3 separate regions of the Homo sapiens genome follow, and all the other regions are linked to region 3. The links are chromatin loops, found by intact Hi-C in ENCODE. Cell type or tissue: PC-9. All regions are shown on one strand.

Region 1 (2,500 bases), 260 kb after region 3:
TACTAAAAATACAGAAAAAAAACAAAATTAGCTGGGCATGGTGGCGGACACCTGTAATCCCAGCTACTCAGGAGGCTGACACATGAGAGTTGCTTGAACCTAGGAGGTGGAGGTTGCAGGGAGCCGAGATCGTGCCACTGCACTCCAGCCTGGGCAACAGAGTGAGCCTCTGTCTCAAAAAAAAAAAAAAAAAAAAAATGAGCTACTCTGATTCAAGTGAGGTAAGATCCAGGGTCCGGACCAATCCCTGGGACATTTCAATGAAAGTATCTTTGTAGCACACCAAAGCGCCACCGGAAATGATCTGAAAGCTATTACCTTACATGTCACTCCACTCCCAAACCACTTCAACCTCCCCCATTTCCACCCATAATTACTTGGTGTTGAAAGCAGAGAGTCTGACATCAGCTTTTGGGTACAGAGTAAATCACAAACAGGACAGTATGGTAGGAGGAAACATACCAGCTAAATGTAAAGACATAGACATGGTTTAACTGATCTTCTTACAACATACTAACTACTATTACTGTTTGAACAAGTGCTTTGGGGCCAATGATTGTTGAAATATTATGACTTTCCATGTTGTGAACATTCAGCCTCCTGGTCAGAACTGAGAGGCTAATGAGGAGGATTCTCCAGGTGAAAACATCCATTACCCATTAAGGCTGTGTGTTGGACATCTGAACGAGAGAGCAGGGTGGTCGAGAGGAAATTCTACAAGAGGTGACAGCAGCAAGCCTGCCAACAGACTGCTCTGAGCGGTTCCCATTCACCCGGTACAGCTGTCTAAAGGATTATGCCAATGAGGAGAGGGCCTTTTGTCAGAGACCCTGTCCCATCCGACCATTTGTAAAGCTGCCTCATGAGACAGGGCTGGCGGAGGCTCTGCAAACATTCTGGTGACCCCCTCCTGGACAAAGCAGACCTTCACAAAGAGACTCTCAGAGCGGGAGGACTCTGTCCCACCTTGTGTATAGCCCCTCTGAAAGCATAATTTTTCAATGGTTCATTATAAGCATATATGCCCTAGGTTAAAAAAAAATTAAATAGTACAGAAGGATTTATAATGAAAATCAATAGCTCTCCTCTCACAGTCCCCATCCCAAAGGGAAAATTCTTTTTAACTAGTTGAATCGTCTCTGTTTTTATTCTTATGGTGATTGCCTCATATCCTTAAACAATATGCTAACGCAGGTATTATTTTGCTTTGGTTTTGGTTTTTGTGAGACAGGGTCTTGCTCTATCACCCAGGCTGGAGTGAAGTGGCACCATCTTGGCTCACTGCAGCCTCGGCCTCCCTGGCTCAAACAATCTTCCCACCTCAGCCTCCTGAGTAGCTGGGACTACAGCTGCATGCCTCCATGCCCGGCTAATTTTTGTATTTTTTTGTAGAGATCAGGTTTCATCATGTTGCCCAGGCTGGTCTCAAACTCCTGAGCTCGAGTGATCCACCTGCTTTGGCCTCCCAGAATGCTGGGATTACAGGCATGAGTCACCGTGCCTGGCAGTTGTTTCTTGATACAGTATTTTATAGCTTTGTTTGTTTTGTTTTGTTTTTAGAGACAGGATCTTATTCTGTCACGCAGGCTAGAGTGCACAATCAGAGCTCACTGTGACTTTGAGATTCTTGAGCTCAATCCATCTTCCCACCTAAGCCTGATGAGAGGTTACAAGCGTCCATCATCACGCCTGGTTAATTTAAAAAATAATAATAATTTTTTTGGCTGGGCCCGGTGGCTCACGCCTGTAATCCCAGCACTTTGGGAGGCTGAGGTGGGCGGATAACCTGAGGTCAGGAGTTCGAGACCAACTTGGCCAACATGGTGAAACCCCATCTCTACTGAAAAAAATACAAAAAAATTAGCCAGGCCTGGTGACGCATGCCTGTAATCCCAGCTACCTGGGAGGCTGAGGCAGTAGAATTGCTTGAACCCGGGAGGGGGAGGTTGCCGTGAGCTGATACTGTGCCACTACACTCCAGCCTGGGCGACAGAGTAAGACTCCATCTCAAAATAATTAATTCATTAATTTTTTTTTTGGTAGAAATGGTGGTCTCATTATGTTGCCTCCAGGCCTCAAACCTCCCACAGCCTTGGGATTAGAGGCATGCACCACCTTGTTTGGCCTTAATATAGTATTTTCGGGAACTATCTATTGACTTTCTTTTTATGCAAAATGAAGATTTAATGCACATTTACCCAGCCCCTTCTAATAATAGAATTATGTTCTTATTTTGAATTCCTCTTTCCTTGCATTTATGATTTTAAATTAGCACCTTCATTTCTCATGATGTCGCCTATTGACTTTATCTCTTCCCATTTTCTTACATCTCTTCTCTTTTTAAGTTTCTTTTTTCTTTTCTTTTATTTATTTATTTTGAGACAGGGTCTCACTTTGTTTCAAACAAAACAAACAAAACAAAAAACAGGTTGCTGGGATCCATTCACAGACATTCCAATTCAGTAGGTCTGGGGCAAGACCCAAGAATGTACATTTCCAA
Region 2 (2,500 bases), 730 kb after region 3:
AAGTATGACTTGAATATACTGAGCCATAGGCACACATAATTAAACACTTGTAAATGAATTACTGAAAAGTATATTTTGTTTTTTATTTGGAATAGAAAGATGGGATTGATATAAAGCTATTTAAATTTTTTACAGGTATTTTGGGAAAGTTCTTAAAACTCCTTTCTAGCTCTGTCCTAAATTTATCTCAACATATCTACTTCATTTGAAGTAATAGTTGGATTTTTTTAAGGTGAAAAAACTGAAACGGCTTTATTTTAACAGTAGGAAAGTTCAAATATAAGCTGTCATAGAATTACCACTTTTCCCCCCACATTTCCCAGGCCTTAATCATTTATTTATATTGGTATTCCTTCGGTATATGTCTTAGTTTCTCTTTTAAAAAGTGAGGAGAGTAACTAAGGTGATGATACCTTACTCCACTCTACTGTAATTTAACTGTTCACAGTCACTGTCCATGCACTAAGTAAGCTTCTTACCTCATTAACTATTTCTTGAAACATTTCATAAATATTTAAAGATAGTGAGTGAGACTCTTGTAATCCATGTAAGCATTAGTCATGTCATGATCCTTAGCATCTTCATTACCAAATTTACAGTATTTGTAATTATCACTAAACTTTAATATAAATCACACACTTTTGTATTTGGTGGCATCCTGAGTCAGACGGCATCCCCATGTGTGTAGATGTTGTTGTTACTGGTTGGGGTAACACTAGCTGCTGTAGAGGTGGAACTCCTGATCTCGTTGGCCTACCACGATGGAATTTTGTTTCTTGCCCCTGTGAAGAATGCTCTGTGTTGGTGTTTAGGGGGAGGCCTTGCCCACAGGGATTCAGGAACACAGGCTCCTTTCACCTTGAGGCTCTCCCATCCCCATAGGGTCTCAGAGTCCAGAGTTTACTGGCAGCAGAGAAAGGAATGAGCATCGCATAGGAGAGGGCCCCTGGGGAGGGGCACCATGTATGCCTTCCGTCCATATTCACGGCTCAGTCATGTGCTCACGTGGCCCCACCTGACTGCAAGGGGGCCTCGCCGTGTGCCCCGGAGAAAGAGGAGACAGGTGTGGTGAACACAGAAGGGTTGGCCTTGCCCCTCACTCCCAGTATAACAACAGTTCTGCTGACTTTGTGTTTCCAGTGAGAACATTCTGTCAGTCCAGTTAATCTCAATTTTGTGGGTATGAGTGTGCATGGCTATTAAGAGGAAAAAATATCCAAAAACCTGAATTTTTTTGTTGATTCAAATGGGAAACAGGTTTTGAAACTGTTACCTAGTTAAAACATAATCTGTAGTCTGCTGCCACCTACTGCTCAAAGATGAGATTTGTTTGAAAGAGCCAGTAAACCTCTGGGTCACTGTTTTTTTAATTCACATAAAAATACTGGCTTTTTGAATAAAATAAGTGAATTTGAAAATTCTCAATATCTCAAATGTGACATTAAATACCTATTCAAAGGGTATAGAGTAGTAAGCATTGGGGACTGTGAGACTTAAGGTGCTGTGCCATTCATGATTATTCTTTCTCAAATTTACACTTCATTGCATAAGGTTTCCCTTGATCACCTTCTGAAACCTGGCTTCTGTGCCTTATCTTGAAAAATGAAAATATTCAGTAACCTCATCTTTAGCTCCTGGAATAACAGTTACATCCAGTTTATTTCTGAATACATTTCTTTTTCTAGGTGGGTCTTGCCTCTAGAGAATTTGCTCGTTTAATTTCTCCTTCCTTCTTTGTGAGGTAATAGGCGAACTTAGAAAAGATTTGGTTTTAAAGAATATAGCCTTGGACTACAGTAATTTTCTACAGGATGTATAAAGTGCCACAGCTTTTTCTAGGACGTTAGGATCAAAGGTTTCCAAACAGCAGATTTTCTTAATTACCCTGTCATTTTCATCATGGAAATGTAAATAAATACTTATAACTATTTTACTCCTTTAATTAAAAATCAGAAAGGCCACAGTTGAAATGTTTGCATTATTGTGAATGACCGTGGTGATTTTGTGACGTATTTACTATATTCACAGTTAATTTCTCACTGGTACTATATTAGGTTATCTTTCATGTCATTTATGATATGATTCTAAACCCTATCTAAGAAAAGTTATGCCTGATTGTAGGTCCATCCGTTCTTTTTAGCGGATGTGTTATTTGGTTTGAGCCCCCAGAGAACCATGCAGTAAACTAGGAATTCAAGGAGTTGTAATAAAGCACATCTTTTCCCCATCCCCTGTCCACAGTGAATCGGAGCCCGGTTCCAGGCAGTGGCCCGAGTCTGACACACTCTCTGGCTCCCAGTCCCCACAGTCCGTGGGAAGCGCAGCTGCAGATAGCGGCACCGAGTGCCTCTCAGATTCTGCCATGGACTTGCCTGACGTTACCCTCTCCCTTTGCGGGGGCCTCAGTGAAAATGGAGAAATTTCAAAAGGTACGTTGGGTGTTTGTGCCCCATCTTCATTTCAGAGAGCAATCTGGTCATCACTTGGTTAAAACTTACCG
Region 3 (2,500 bases):
CTTATCAAATGCCTTCAGCTCAAAATCATTTTTATGCCACAGTGGCATATTCTAGAGGAACCTGGGCCAAGGAAGACCACCCTTGGCCTTACTCCTGGAGTCATTCCGGCTCTGGCCTAGCCTTGGGGGTGGAACTCTGCCCTGGTGTGGACAAGAATGGACCCTCTCAGGCCCCAGCATATTCTCAGAGGTCCAGTCACACCGACCTGGAAGTGTCAGAGATGTACTTAATTCTAGGTTTGCACTGAGGCCAGGTAGAAACCGCAGTACCTGGAGCATTTCTTTGTGTTTTGGGGTTTTAATAGACTTGGCCAGGAACCAAGTCCAAGCCCTTTCAACATCACAGAATGTTTTTTAATCTTCCCTAGTCCACCGGAGTGGAAAACTCACATAGTTCTCATCATTCACAAACACTTAAAGGGTGTTTACTAGGTACTAGATGGTATATGCTACTATTATCAGCCTCATTTTGTAAGTGGAGGAGACAAAGAAAGGTTAAGAGGGTTTTCCAAGTTCACATGGATGGTAAGCAGCACAGTCAATATTTGTTGACTGTGAGGCCGAGGCAGGTGGATCGTTCGAGGTCAGGAGTTTGAGACCAGCCTGGCCAACATGGTAAAACCCCGCCTCTACTAAAAGTACAAAAATAAGCTGGGTGGTGGTGGCGCATGTCTGTAATCTCAGCTACTCAGAAGGCTGAGGCAAGAGAATCGCTTGAGTCTGGGAGGTGGAGGTTGCAGTGAGCTGAGATGCACCACTGCACTCCAGCCTGGGCAACAGAGTGAGACCCTGACTCCCAAAAAAAAAAAAATTGACAAATTAGCAACCGGGCACAGTGGCTCAGGCCTGTAATCCCAGAGCTTTGGGAAGCCAAAGCAGGAGGATCACTTGAGGTCAGGAGTACCAGCCTGGACAACACAGTGAGACCTCATCTCTAAAACAAAACAAAAAAATTTAAAAATAAGAAAATTAGCAGGGTGTAGTGGTGGGCGCCTGTAGTTGCAGCTACTACGGAGGCTGAGGCAGGAGGCTCCCTTGAGCCTAGGAGTTCAAGATTGCAGTGAGCTATGATTGCACCACTGCACTGCAGCTTGAATGACACAGCAAGACCCTATCTCTAAAACAAATTTAAAAATTGTTTAAAAAAAAACTTTTTAAATTGACAGATTAGAATCTGATCAGTTTCTTTCCAGAGCTACTTGAACATCTCAGGAGATTCTGCTAAGGATGGAAAAGGAAGGAGTTTTAATTTCAAAGTTTCATTCCATGTCTTGTCAAACCAAGTCTAGATTTGCCATTTAGAACTGCATTCTCTGATCCTGTGTTTTAAGAGAGGTTTCTCCATGTAGATGAAACCAGGAGCTGCATCCTTCCTCGGATTGGTAGGTGTTCCATGGGCTTTATCTGTGCGGCGTAATGACAGCACACAAACGCCAGGGGGCAATGCAGTTTCACCGAAGAATCCTAGGAAACTCGGGTCTGGCTTTGACTAAGAACATTGGCAGGATCCTGGGGCAAAGGTGGAAATCCTTACTAAAAAGAGTTCCGCCAAGGAAAAAATATGTTTAAAAATCCTTTCTTTGAAAGCTTCCTGCATTGTCATCAAAATTGCCCTTCAGTATTTGTGCACAGCTGGAAGTTTTGTGATATTATTTGCAAAAGATTTACTTTTCGTTTTTTCTCAATGCGGCTGCCTAGTCTTTCCTGGAAGGTTTCCTGGGTCTTTCTGCGTAGGAAGGATTATTCTAACCAGCTCTCGGGTAGCCTGGATCACATTGTTAGGACTCTGTTGCGTCCTCTGCCTGACCGCGGGGCTCTCTTCCCCCGGTGCCCATTCAGCGCTTCCAGCTGCCTCTGCGGTTGGAGCCGGGCTCCCTTTAAGGTAATTCCAGTCTGGGCCTGTGTTTTGTTTCCAGCTCGGCAGCCGCCAGGTGTCTGCCCTCCCTTAACCTCCAAGGATGAGAGATCAAAGGTGCCCCTACATCTGCCTCCTGCCCAGCTCTTTAATCTGTTACATGTTCAAAAGGGACAAATGCAGTATTGTGCACTCAGGGAGGGAGGACAAATCAGAGAAGTGGAAATGGGCAGAGCCTCAGAATGTGTTAACTTACATAAATGATACGGAATATGCCTGTCGACATATTAGCCCTGCCACTGTAGAGGTGTTTTCTTCTTAAAAGAGCAAGAATATTATGCAGAAATGGAAATCCTCTTTTCTCCCTTTGGAAGCCTACTAAACCCATTTAATGAAATATCGTACACAGACCCATTTGGAGGTCACTATTAGAAATATAACGAGGTAAAACAAAATATTTTTTAAATTTATGAAATGGAAATTACAAGGGCACTTGTAGAGACCTGAGCTTATTTTATATGTGGCAAAAATGATAAACTAATCTTTAAGCAGAGCAGATATATTTTAAGAAAGACTATTCCCAGCGGAGCATGTATTTTCCATATCCGTAGAGCTAAGTAGGGGAATGCATTTTAAAACAGTAGG

The links. Hi-C counts contacts between places; a loop is a spot of excess contacts. Peaks named below come from ENCODE experiments on the same cell type or tissue, not always from the same donor. Only the 100,000 strongest peaks of a DNase experiment are listed, where the experiment ranks them.
Region 1: a loop joins it to region 3, with 7 times the contacts of the local background. A loop is called at or near these places in 3 of 110 quality-filtered maps.
Region 2: it touches region 3 in a loop (18-fold over the local background); 11 of 110 quality-filtered maps call a loop at or near these places.

Annotation. Positions count from the first base shown.
Region 1 is chr18:3,408,327-3,410,826 of GRCh38, reverse strand. No RefSeq gene overlaps it. Among named protein-coding and RNA genes, the nearest start is that of TGIF1, 41 kb to the left of the region's middle. In PC-9, no CTCF peak of the experiment used is centred here; a DNase peak (open chromatin) is centred at 1,516; H3K27ac peaks cover 2,500 bases.
Region 2 is chr18:2,931,185-2,933,684 of GRCh38, reverse strand. It overlaps LPIN2 (lipin 2), which reads left to right. Exons shown (of 20, transcript NM_001375808.2): 9 at 2,242-2,429. Among named protein-coding and RNA genes, the nearest start is that of LPIN2-AS2, 35 kb to the left of the region's middle. In PC-9, CTCF peaks have their summits at 1,129 and 1,329 (motif pointing left); a DNase peak (open chromatin) is centred at 1,294.
Region 3 is chr18:3,665,393-3,667,892 of GRCh38, reverse strand. The region is part of intron 7 of DLGAP1 (DLG associated protein 1); the gene reads left to right. Among named protein-coding and RNA genes, the nearest start is that of DLGAP1-AS6, 14 kb to the right of the region's middle. RefSeq lists a silencer at 1,830-2,124. In PC-9, CTCF peaks have their summits at 1,225 and 1,432 (motif pointing right); DNase peaks (open chromatin) are centred at 1,492 and 1,812; H3K4me3 peaks cover 1,306 bases; H3K27ac peaks cover 1,415 bases.